Regions from separate parts of the Homo sapiens genome. Here region 2 is linked to region 1. The links are chromatin contacts, found by Hi-C or POLR2A ChIA-PET in ENCODE. All regions are on one chromosome and are shown on one strand. The core of a region is the stretch at or near the end of the contact, and the rest is flanking DNA. Distances in the headings are between cores, read along the strand shown. Region 1 holds the start of F10-AS2 (F10 antisense RNA 2). Region 2 overlaps LINC00452 (long intergenic non-protein coding RNA 452).

The links. Hi-C counts contacts between places; a loop is a spot of excess contacts on that map. ChIA-PET counts read pairs that join two places held with the same protein, here RNA polymerase II (POLR2A).
Region 2: a map of ascending aorta shows a loop between it and region 1 (9-fold over the local background). The contact joins the enhancer-like site here to the promoter of F10-AS2 in region 1. A Hi-C loop is called at or near these places in 1 of 168 maps with a recorded cell type or tissue (ascending aorta). POLR2A ChIA-PET finds 5 or more read pairs at or near these places in 1 of 52 experiments (PC-9).

The regions. Positions count from the first base shown.
Region 1 is chr13:113,150,232-113,156,294 of GRCh38, forward strand. It overlaps F10-AS2 (F10 antisense RNA 2), which reads right to left and starts at 3,755. Exons shown (of 3, transcript XM_011537532.4): 1 at 3,683-3,755; 2 at 2,913-3,539; 3 at 1-579. The coding sequence starts at 3,755. The coding sequence ends at 251. LOC124903216 (a long non-coding RNA gene) reads left to right here and starts at 4,269. Exons shown (of 4, transcript XR_007063880.1): 1 at 4,269-4,634; 2 at 4,826-4,884; 3 at 5,586-5,649. RefSeq lists a silencer at 4,136-4,185.
Region 2 is chr13:113,900,302-113,906,364 of GRCh38, forward strand. It overlaps LINC00452 (long intergenic non-protein coding RNA 452), which reads left to right. Exons shown (of 8, transcript NR_164112.1): 3 at 1,490-1,713. Among named protein-coding and RNA genes, the nearest start is that of LINC00452, 8.2 kb to the left of the region's middle. Within about 2 kb of position 3,255, at least 5 of the 41 ENCODE cell types and tissues checked have a DNase peak (open chromatin) inside an H3K27ac peak, as active enhancers do; they include ascending aorta, where a contact is called at or near this core.

The DNA of each region.
Region 1 (6,063 bases), core at 2,505-5,004:
CCTCAGGTGCTGAGTGGTGGTGGCGTGGCAGGCGGGGCTTCGGGGGGCTCCTCCTCTCCTAGGGTCCAGATGTTTAGTCCTTGCCCTGCTGCAATCCGGCACTGTCCCTAGGCCTCAAGTTAACTGGCCATGAAAATCAAATGAACTTTCGGTAAACAGAAAAGATTCCGGACAAGGCCTGCCGTGTGTCTCCCAAACGTCTCCTGCAGTTTGCGTCTTGTGTAATGTCCCTAAGCAAAGTTCAACAGTTCTAGTACAAAAACTCCCCAAAAAAGTCATGAGCTGGGCAAAACCGTTCGTAAACAGATGTTGCGAAGTCAGGGAAAATCAAAGTGGACAGGTGTTCGACCTCCCAGAAACGGTCTGAGGAGGGGCCGGTCTCCCAGGGTGGGCGGGAGGGCATTCCTGGCCTGCCCGCTCTGAGGCCTTCTCCGTGGAGCTGGCTGTCGGGCTCCTCGCCGGCCCTTCCTGGAGAAAAGGCTTCTGCCTCGGAGCTAGCCTGCTGTTGGGCTGCGTTTCCTAGGCAGCCACGTGGTCCCCAGGGCCCCAGAGGTAAACCCTGGACTTGGATTCCCGTTTCTGGAAATCAAAGGTTGAGTGGGGTCCAGAGAGAACTCTGGGAAAATAATTACAATTGAAACCCCCCATCGCCATCACTGTCTGCACCCTGGTTCCTGCCGCACTGGGTGTCTGGTGCCCGTGCCCGTCTCAGGATAGAAAGGAAACTGGAGGCTGCAGAGAGAAGGACCTGATGGGTCGTAGCTCAGCATCTGCCGAAGCCCCATCTAGAAATAGGTTCTCGTCCTGGGAGGTGTGGGAGGGAGCCTCGGGAGGGAGACAGCAGGAGGAGAGGCCCCAGTCCTGGACACGCGCTGGGGGTTGAAGTCTCGGCTCTGCAGGCTCCTGTGCTGCGTGGCAGGGATTTTCTCTCTGCCTAAATATCGTCTTCATAAGTAAAGGCAAGTGGGCTAAACCTATGTCATCTCCGTGTTAACTCAGAATAGTCTAGGCCTGGGCCAGGGGACACTTTGTGATCTGAGACCCCCAGAATTCCCTGAGGGAGGCCCAGCTCTGTTTCGGGAAATAACTGAAGCGGCTGTTTGTGCGAGGTGAGACCCTGAGGACCGAGAGCAGCAGGAGGTCATGGTGGGGAGCAAAAACGGGAAAAGTGATTCCGCCTGAGACTGAGGGAGAGAGAACCCAGGTGAGACCCTGAGGACTGTGAGCAGCAGGAGGTCACGGTGGGGAGTAAAGATGGGAAAAGTGATTCCGCCTGAGAGTGAGGGAGAGAGAACAGAGGTGAGACCCTGAGGACCGAGAGCAGCAGGAGGTCACGGTGGGGAGTAAAGATGGGAAAAGTGATTCCGCCTGAGAGTGAGGGAGAGAGAACAGAGGTGAGACCCTGAGGACCGAGAGCAGCAGGAGGTCACGGTGGGGAGTAAAGATGGGAAAAGTGATTCCGCCTGAGAGTGAGGGAGAGAGAACAGAGGTGAGACCCTGAGGACCGAGAGCAGCAGGAGGTCACGGTGGGGAGCGAAGGTGGGAGAAGTGATTCCGCCTGAGAGTGAGGGAGAGAGAACCTGCAGCAGCCCCATCGCCTCCCCCAGTGACACCTCCCCTCCCCCTGAGCAGGAAGGGGAGCTTTGGGGCGTCCACCTCTGGAGGACGAAGGTGAGAGCGGGTGTCGGGGGCCTGGTGGGGCAGGGAGGCCCTTGTGGGTGCTGGGAGACCAGCCTGTGTGGGTCCAGAGCTGCGCTTGGATGGGGAGATGGGCCTGCCGTCTGGGAACACGCAGCCCAGGCTGTGAGGAAGAGGAAGCAGGAATGAGAGCTTCAGCCAGGACAGCTGGTGGACGGCAGACCTCGGCCCCACCATCACTGTCATGGAGCCATCTCAGCAGGGCTGGGGGTTAAGCTCCCGTTTAGAAGGACCCCACTCCACAGCCACGGGGTAGCCACTGATGTGGGCAAGCGCCCGCCATGAAGACCCCACCTTGGTGGAAGGGCACTGAGAAACTGGACACCCTCGAGACTCAGAGGATCACCTCAGAACTGGCCTGTTAACTATGCCAGGAAAGCATGCCTTTAGCGTGGCAAAACCTGGGGACCCAGCCTCCTCCTGAGCCGAAGGCAGGGGGCTGCCAAAACACTGTCTAAGCAGAGCCCGATCCTGAGTCAGGCAAGTCCAGATGGAGGAAACCATAGACTCTTAAAAAACGTCAGCGTCAGCAAAGACCAGAAACAGCCAGTGACTCTGCAGTCAGTGAGACCAGAGGAGTCTGCAGGCTGCCAGGAGAGCGAGGGAGACTGCTGGGGGTTCCCGTCAGACAGCGCTCAGCGGGGGCGAGGGGAGAGGGAGAGAGGCAGAGCCAGAGAGACAAAAAGAAAGAGAGACAGAGACAGAGAGAAAGAGAGAGACAGAGACAGAGAGAAAGAGAGAGACAGAGACAGAGAGAAAGAGAGAGACAGAGACAGAGAGAAAGAGAGAGACAGAGACAAAGAGAAAGAGAGAGACAGAGAAAGAGAAACAGAGGGGAGGGAGTAAGTCCAGGTAAAAAACAAACAAAAAAATTGAGAATAGAACAAGAGAGAAACAGAGACATGGAGACACAGAGAAAGACACAGTGAGACACAGGAGACAGAGACAGAGAGAGATGCTGAGAGACAGACAGGGAGAGGGAGAGAGAGAGGAGACACCAAGACACAAAGAGGGCGGAGAGACAGACACAGAAAGAGGGAGACAGCGGGGCTGGATGGACGTGTGGCCGGGCCAGTGGGGAGGAGAGACGAGTCCGCAGACAGCGTTCAGAGGCCGCGCTGCCTGGGTGCTGAGCCGTCCCGGGGTTCACGGTCGCAGTTTGTCCTTACAAAACGCCCAGCCGCCCCGACCTGTGGTGCTTAGGGAGGACCTACCTGGCTGTGCCGGTCTGAGAAGGGGCCAGTGAGGCCCGGTGCGGGTACGGGCGGGTGCAGATGCAGCCAGGAGGACGGGCGGGAGCGGGGGCCTGTCCCACACGGGGGCCTCGGCAGCACCGGCATGGCTGGAGGCCAGTACGGCCAGGTGTGGCGGGAGGGAGCGCCGTCTGGCTTGGGTCGTCCATCCTGACAGGACGCTGCAAGGGCAGGAGCCCCGCGCCCCGTGTCCTGCGCCCCCGCTCGAGGACAAGCCCCAGCCGCCGGTCTCCGCTGGGTTCCGACAGGCCTTGCTGGGAGGCCTTGCTGGGAGCTGGGGGTCGAGGCTCACAGACTGCGCTGACCCCAGCAGGCACAGCTGGGTCCAGGGACTCGGGAACTCGCAGCCTGACGCGGGCCGGACCCCCGGGGTGGGTGCTGAGGGCCTCGGATGCCCTCCCTGGCTGGACGTTGTGGCTGTGCTGATACTGAGCGGTAACCCTAGGAAGGAGAGTCCCCTGGGCTCAGCTACCCGGGACAAGGTCAACAGGGACACCGGCCCCAGTTCCAGGAGAAAAACAAGCACGGCCAGCGGCGAGTGTGGGCGACAGCAGCTCAGGGAGAAGCAGATTATCAACAGCGAATTCACTCAGGGTCAGCCAACTGTACGCTTAAAAAAAGATTCCTGCGGTAAACTGTATGTCTATTTTACCACAATAAAAAACTTATTGTTTTTAATTACCAATGACTTCTAAAAAATGTTTTTAAAACCCAGATCACAAATCCTGAACATAGGGCCTGAAAGGCGAATTCAGCCACCACGGAGGACTCCCGCACCGTGGAGCCGGGACGCAGGGACTCCATGCTGCGCGGAGGGCAGGGGCACGTGACGCAGGGCGTGGGGGAGGCGGGGCGTGGAGGAGGCGGGGCGCGGGGGGCGGGGCGTGGGGGAGGCGGGGCGTGGGGGCGGGGCGTGGGGGGCGGGGCGTGGGGGAGGGCAGGGGCACGTGACGCAGGGCGTGGGGGAGGCGGGGCGCGGGGGAGGCGGGGCGCGGGGGAGGAGGGGCGTGGGGGGGCGGGCCGTGGGGGAGGAGGGGCGTGGGGGGGCGGGCCGTGGGGGAGGAGGGGCGTGGGGGGCGGGGCGTCGGGGAGGGCAGGGGCACGTGACGCAGGGCGCGGGGGAGGCGGGGCGCGGGGGAGGCGGGGCGCGGGGGAGGCGGGGCGCGGGGGAGGCGGGGCGCGGGGGAGGCGGGGCGCGGGGGAGGCGGGGCGCGGGGGAGGAGGAGGAAGGGTTCTGAGTGGACGCGGGGACTCCATGCCACGCGGAGGGCAGCCGCTCATGAGGCGGGGTGTGGGGGAGGAGGAGGAAGGGTTCTGGAGTGGCTTTTCTACTCCAGAAGTCTCCCCGATCCTGAAAGAAAATCTAGACAGGTGGAAAAAAGAGAAACATGTCCAGATAGTGTCTTCCACATTAATGGTCTCCCAAGCTCTGAGGAAGCCCAATGAGTTGAACAGTTTCTCATAAGCTTGCGGGTCCCTGTCAGTGCTTCTGAGATGCTAAAAACGCCAGGCTGTGGGCTGCGTCACCATGTGTCTCCTCTTTAATTTCTTCAGGAGCTCCAGGTGATAAGCTGCCACCTCCATCCACAATGTGGACATCAGAGGATGCAGCATGCTGTGGTTTGAATGTGTCCCTATAGTGCACGTGTTGGAAACTTAATCCCAAGGCAACAGTGTTGAGAGGTGGGACCTTTAAGACGCATTCATTGTCAGAGCCCACGTGAATGAATTGATACCACTATTGTAGGAGTGGGTTCGTTATTTTGGAATAAAAGGATGAGTTTGGCCCCCTTCCTCTCTCCCCTTTCTCTCTCTCTCTCTCTCTCTCTCTCTCTCTCTCACGCGCATCCACCTTCCACCATGGGATGACGCAGCAAGAAGGCCCTCGCCAGATGGGGGCCCCTGGACCTTTGATGTCCCAGCCTCCAGAACTGTAAGAAATAAATTTCTGTTCTTTATAAATTACCCAGTCTCAGATATCCTGTTACAGCACCACAAAGTGGACTAGACCACACTCTACTCTGTGAATCTAAGACGCACCATTATTGATGAACCTGAAAGAAAGAGCATATACCCAAATTAGCTGTGGGTCAGCTCAGCCTGGAGGCAAGAGGGGGAAGCTCAGATAATCTAAACCACAGGCCAGCCAGGAACCAGCTTTGCAATACATTTACACTATTCACATGGGCTCCCAAAACTCACACAAAAAAATGTATTTAAAGGGATTGCAAAGTGGCAGTGCCCCCAGGGGGCAACATAAAGCACAACCCCTTTCAGGAAGAACTCGGCCTTGTCCAGGCTGACATTAGAACATTGGCTGTAGGGAACAGGCCAATTCAGAGATGTTGAAATCTAAAACATAGGTCCCAGAGTTGATTGAACAGGTATTTAAATAGGGACTGCGGCAAGATCTAAGTATTCAATGACCAGGTTCTCCATAGGCTGCTCATTTCAGGTTCCACACAAAGTTGTGGGGTCAGTTGATTTAAGCTGGGGACCCCCACAGAGGACACCCCAACATCTGAAGGACACGACAAAGACCCCAAAGGAAGGAAGATTCTCCTCAGGTATACAGAAGGAAAGTAAACCAGTCAATGGAAAAAGTGTCCCAATGTTGGTTGGTTTGTTTTTCAGAACAGAAGAGGGTGACAGAAGAACGATTATTCATATGAGAGATGAGGAAGATGAGTAGAACGAGGTGAATCTTAATGTTTGGACAATTTATTATTGTAGAATTTTTGGTCCAAAGGTGGTATCTTTGAGAAGGCAGATGAGAAAATTAAATCACCACATACAACACGGTCAGTCCACGTACAACACAGTCAATCACAGCTGTGGCCTCGATGTTGATGCCTTCCTGTATTAGTCTGTTCTCATGTCACTGTGAAGAAATACTTGAGACTAGGTAATTTATAAAGAAAAGCGGTTTAATGAACTCACAGTTCCACATGGCTGGGGAGGCCTCAGGAAACATAATCATGGCAAGCAGGCACCTCTTCACAGGGTGGCAGGAGAGAGAAAATGTGTGTCAATCACAGGGGGAAGCCCCTTATAAAATCATTAGCTCTTGTGAGAATGCACTCACTATCACAAGAACCACCTCCATGATTCA
Region 2 (6,063 bases), core at 2,005-4,504, 750 kb after region 1:
AACCACCGTCCTGGTGTCTCCCATCAGAGGTAAGTGTGGTCTCCTGACCAGAGCAACCACCGTCCTGGTGTCTCCCATCAGAGGTAAGTGTGGTCTCCTGACCAGAGCAACCACCGTCCTGGTGTCTCCCATCAGAGGTAAGTGTGGTCTCCCGACCAGAGCAGCCACCGTCCTGGTGTCTGCCATCAGAGGTAAGTGTGGTCTCCCGACCAGAGCAACCACCGTCCTGGTGTCTCCCATCAGAGGTAAGTGGGGTCTCCTGACCAGAGCAACCACCGTCCTGGTGTCTCCCATCAGAGGTAAGTGGGGTCTGTTTTTGAAAGTCACTGACACGAAACCGTGCAGAATGTACTTTTTGTGTCTGAGATTCACTCACCTCCTTGTGCAGAACCTTGAAGTCCTCGTGAAGAAATGTGGCCCCATTAGTGTCCTGCACCTTTTCTCCCCTCACTGATTGTTAGAAGCCAGGTGCTGTGCTATGCCTGCTAGGGCCAGTATTTGACAAATTCCCTGCTTCGCTAAAGAGGAGGGTTCGTGTCTGGAAGTCACGGGCCCGGTGACAGGCCCACTGTCTGTCCTGGAGGGCCAGACCCATCGTGCCAGTGAGTGCGGGCCTTGCCCACCGTTGTGTGTGCGGCCCTAGACACACTTGCAGAACTGGCCCCAATAGGGAGTTTAGAGAGAGGATTGCACAGGCGAGTGGATGAATGAGTGACATTTCAGAAGCTGAGGTTTGTAGCTGCTGCCTGCAATCTGTTCTGAAGTCCAGCAGCAGCAAAGGGGTGGGGAGGGGTCAGGCTCACCTGAGACAGGAAGGTGGGTTCCCCCAGGCAGAGGCTTGGCAGAGGGAATCATTGTTGGGACATCTCTAAAAATAAGTGACAGAAAGTTCCGAGTTCTCTCACGCAGTCTAGAAACACAGATTCTTACTGCACAGATTTTTCTTTAAAGTGAAGCAGGAATTTCAATGCTCTGAACTGACACCAGCAAACCAAGGCAGTTCTGGCTCATCCAAGGGTTGGGGTTCTTATTTCAAACTCGAGAGGCCTGGACTAAGATGCATCATCACTAACCAGGCTCCAACAAGGCAGAAATGCCGCTTTATCAAAACCACCGCAGGCTGGAGAGAAATAAGAGCTGCCTTGCCAAGGCTGGGACCGCCAGCAGAGGCATACTCAGCTTCCAGGTGGGGCCTGCCAGCTGGGGGCTGGCCCTGAAGATCACAGACTCCCAGACCGAGGGGGCGGGAAGGTCGTCTCATCCAGTGGGGACCCCTGTCCAGCCTTTTCTCCTGCTCTGTAGAACCTGTGGGGTCATTTCAGGAAACAAAATATACGAAGCTATCCAGCCTCAAAGCCATAAGTAACTAAGTAACTGAAAAATTAGACCCAAGCTTCCAGAAAAACGGTGCAGAACATCCTCCCACTCCCTTGGGTTGGGAGCTCCTAAAGGCGTTTCTTATTCCTCTCTGTTCTTCTGTCACGACCAGGGCTGAGCGTGCGTTCGAGCTTCTCCTGCATCATGACCAGGATGCTCTGGGACACCTTGTCCACGTCTGTGTCCACCAGTCCTGCTCAGAATCTCCCCAGGGGCTTTTCCACGATGCCCATCCAGGCGTCACCCTCACTCTAGGCCAGGAGGAGAAGGCATGCCCTGAGGATTCAGCCTCTTCTTCTTCATCCCTCCCAGCACCCAGTGTGTTGGGTGCACACAGTAGGTGCCCCATAAGTATCATAAGACCACAATGTGTTGGGTGCACACAGTAGGTGCCCCATAAGTATCATAAGACCACAATGTGTTGGGTGCACACAGTAGGTGCCCCATAAGTATCATAAGACCACAATGTGTTGGGTGCACACAGTAGGTGCCCCATAAGTATCATAAGACCACAATGTGTTGGGTGCACACAGTAGGTGCCCCATAAGTATCATAAGACCACAATGTGTTGGGTGCACACAGTAGGTGCCCCATAAGTATCATAAGACCACAATGTGTTGGGTGCACACAGTAGGTGCCCCATAAGTATCATAAGACCACAATGTGTTGGGTGCACACAGTAGGTACCCCATAAGTGTCGGAAGACCATAGTGCTCCTAGTGTCTTGCTCCTAAACACCGCACTACTCACTATGCAACATGGTTTGCACAGGTCTTCAAGGGAGAAAAACAAACTTCTCAGAACTCTCCAGCAAAATACAAATGTTTTGGTATTGAATATATTGTATTTAACTCAAAGCATTGGATGCTGTCAGGCTGGCCAGGTGATATTTATGAAGAGTCTTACAGGCATTTGTTGTCCCAACATTCTACTTCTGGGAATTTATCCAACGGAAATAATTCAAAATGCAGAAAAACTATGGCCAAAAATATTCATTGTAGTATAGCATTATTAGTACTAGTGAAAAATGTACACCAACCAAATGTCTAATAGGGAGGTTGTTAAGTGGCTGTGGTAAATTCTCTGAATGTATGGTCATGGAGAAAGAGAGAATAACATTTATCAAGAATTAATAACATTCCATCCATGAGTTATGATAAAGTAATCTGTGATAATTCCGTTCTAAAAGATATAAAATTATATATATGACATATAAGCCCAACCATTTTTTTCCTTGAACTACAATATAAGAGTTCTTAAGGGAAATATGGCAAAATGTTCAAGGATGGTTTGTGGTTTCTCTGGGTGATGGGACTGTAGGTGATTTCTTTTACATTTTTTTTCCCATCATGCGTGTATTACAATGGAAACTTCCAACGGGACGCCGGCCCCACCCTGTGTGCTGGTTTCTATGGCTACCTGTCATGTCCTCCGCACCCTCTCCTCTCCCCTGAATACAGTTCCTAGAGACCTTGAGTCCACAGCCCTGGGGCTCTGCACACTGCGGGTCCGGTGGTGTTTCCAGCGCCGTGTGGATGACTTCCCCGCGTGTTTCCCCCTCTACACAGTTGAGGAACAGAGAAGATCTCCACTTGCCAACGGACACAGCGCTAGTGAAGCCAATTATTGCTACATCCACTGATAAAGTTCGGGGGGAATTAAATTTTTTGGTCCATGGATGCAAATCGCCTCCAGGCACCTTTACTATCTCAGTGCTCTCCTCAGGAGGCTGCTGTTGGTGGCCAGGGATTTTGCCATAGCAAAGTTCTTACAGATTCCCAAACAATAGCACTCAGCTGTCTGCCTCTCTGGCAGGAGGACGGACATTCGCAGCTTTGGACTCATTTTCTTCCAAATATGAACACTTTCAAAGACAGGGATCTGCCAATGACTTTACCAGGAGGGCCTTGCCGGAGCTGTCACTGCTGTGGCATGCAAGAAAGCAAGAGTCCTCCAGGAAGCCGGCCAAGAGGCGCCTTCTCTTAGGCCAAACATGGGCAACATGAGAATAAGAATACACAAAATCAGGAGAACTAACAGGAGGCTGTGAGGAACTCACCCCAAATAATGAGGAAGCTGGAGAATAAGACCAGCCTGGTCCAACTAATGGCTGCTCCGTTGGAGGCACAGGAGTGCAGAGGCAGCGAGGCCTGCAGAAGACCCCTCGCTGCGCTGGGCGGCAACTCCAGTGAAAAGCTGCTAATCAAACACAACTGAATTCACACTATTTTAAAAATAAGTCTGTAAAGGCAAAACAGGTTAATAGTATTTTGACACTAAGCTTGTAGTTATAACAGATACTTTAAAAGGTCAATCCCAGTTACCACGGTGACTGCAGCTCAGGCACCGCAGAAGTGCGTGAGGATGAGAGTGAGGGAGCCGCAGCCTGGAAGGGTGGGTCCCAAAGTCTCACTGGCTGATAGGGTTTGGCTGTGTCCCCACCCAAATCTCACCTTGAATTGTAGGTTCCATAATCCCCACGTGTTGTGGGAGGGACCTGGTGGGAGGTAATTGAATTATAGGGGCGGGTTTCTCCCGTGCTGTTGTTGTGATAGTGAATAAGTCTCACACAATCCGATGGTTTTATAAAGGGCAGTTCCCCTGCATACACTCTGTCACCTGCCGCCCTGTAAGATGTGTCTTTGCTCCTCCTTTGCCTTCCACCATGATTGTGAGGCCTCCCCAGCCATGTGGAACTGTGAGTCCATTAAACCTCTTTTTCTTTATAAATTACCCAGTCTCGTTTAGGTCTTTCTTAGCAGTGTGAGAATGGACTAATACACTGGCAAATACCAGGGACAACTGTGGTGGTTGTTGTAACAAGAAGGATGACAGTCTCTGCCTACTGAGCACACAGTGTGCCGGATGCTGCAGCGCATGTGGGCAGAGAGGCCTCACTCTGTCTCACAGCGACCCCATGAGGCAGGTGTCACTGCCTCAAGCTACAAATAAAGAAACCGAGGCTTGAGAAGAATCAGTGACCTGTAGGAGATCACGCAGTTAATAAGCAATCAGGGCCGTGTTTGCAACCCAGACAGAACTTTCAAGCCCTTATCAGCAACATGGAAATAAATAACTCAAAGGTTAATTCCAGAAAGTTTCCTTACTCAAAGCGCATCTTGGCATTGATTTCACAGGCAGCAAGCCTCATCCCAAGCAATGCTAAAAGGTTTCATCACCCCAGCCCCATCCCCAGGCATCTGCTTGTCAGGCTTTAAGGTGATAAAGAAAGAGGAAGGATCATAAAAACACCCACGAAGAAATACAAGGGGGCTATCTAACTATTTTGGAATTAATCCCCTAGACTTTTGGAATGAGGATACATTGAGGAAAAGGTTATGGCAAGTTTGAGTCTGTCACCAACCTGCATCCGAGCCCCAGCAGGCCCTTCAGGTAACAAATCAAAGGCCTGTGTCCTGGTTCTTGCCCCTGCAGTCCTGGCCAACACTTTCTCTTAAGCGGCACCCACTGACCGGCTGCCTGGCAGCCTCCTCACCTTCCCTCTTCACTTGCTACATCTGATCCTTCAACAAGGCAGGAGTCCTGCGTCTACAGGCTTCTCCAGGAGCGATCTCTCTGTCAGGCTAATTAAACGGCAGCTACTCCCCAGGACAGTCCTGGAATCCTTGCTGAATCGTGGAAGCTCCAGGCAACCACAATACCCAGAATCTTTCCGTCACAGTTTAAGCCAGAGGTAGGGTCCCAGCAGGGGCCACTCGACCTTGCAGGAAAGCTCCCACATCCTACCCACGGGATGTTCTGGACCCCACTTCTGTTGTTGAGGTGAGGCTTTATTTTACTTCAAAAGTGTAGTACTTAGAAAAAAGTCAAGATAGTTGTATCTAGGAAGTAAAGATTCGTTTAATAAATTATTCAAAACTTCAGTATATCCTATTGCAATAATACTGAAACCAACTAAGAGAAAGGATGACGATACCCATCAAAGGGAAGTTAAGACCATCTTCTTAAGTAAATCAGAACCGGTGCCTGCACAGAATGAGCTGCTAAAAGAGATTTAAAAGCAATGAAAACACACAGATACGACCTGCCGTGTTCGTAATGTGCAGCCCAAGTGCGATTTCATATGACAGTTTCCCAAATTGCACCCTTCTGTGTGCAGATTTCAAAGTTTTGCCATATCCATGTGCTCTGAATTATTGTCTACCTAGGGCATCTTCAATAGACTCATTAAATACATTTAAATGTAAAATATGTTTACATTTAAATACATTTAAATACATCTGTGTGAGATTGAAGGTCCATTGTGCTGCCTGGTTTTTTCTACAGCACACTAAAATAAATTAGTAACTATTTTAAAAAATATCCATCCAGGTACCACCTAGAGCCCTGTCATATCCCCTCTGATCATCACCCACTGGCACTGGGTGTGACACCTTCCCCATGGGAACATGGCAGGACAACCCAGGAGGAGTCAGAGGACAGTGGGGGTCAGAACAGAGTGGGCAGCGCTGTGCGCAGTCCCCCGCCGGACGGCAGTGTCCTGAAATGTCAGCATGCTGGCATTTTATCCTACTCCTTTTATTAGGGAGCCTGAAATTTAAAAACATAGGCAGGCCCTGCTTATCAACACGGGTAATTTCCTATCTCGAGTGCATTCTCACTGAAGCAGGCCTTCCTATGATGTGTCCTAGGGAGATGGGCGTCACAGTTTGGGTTAACACTGAA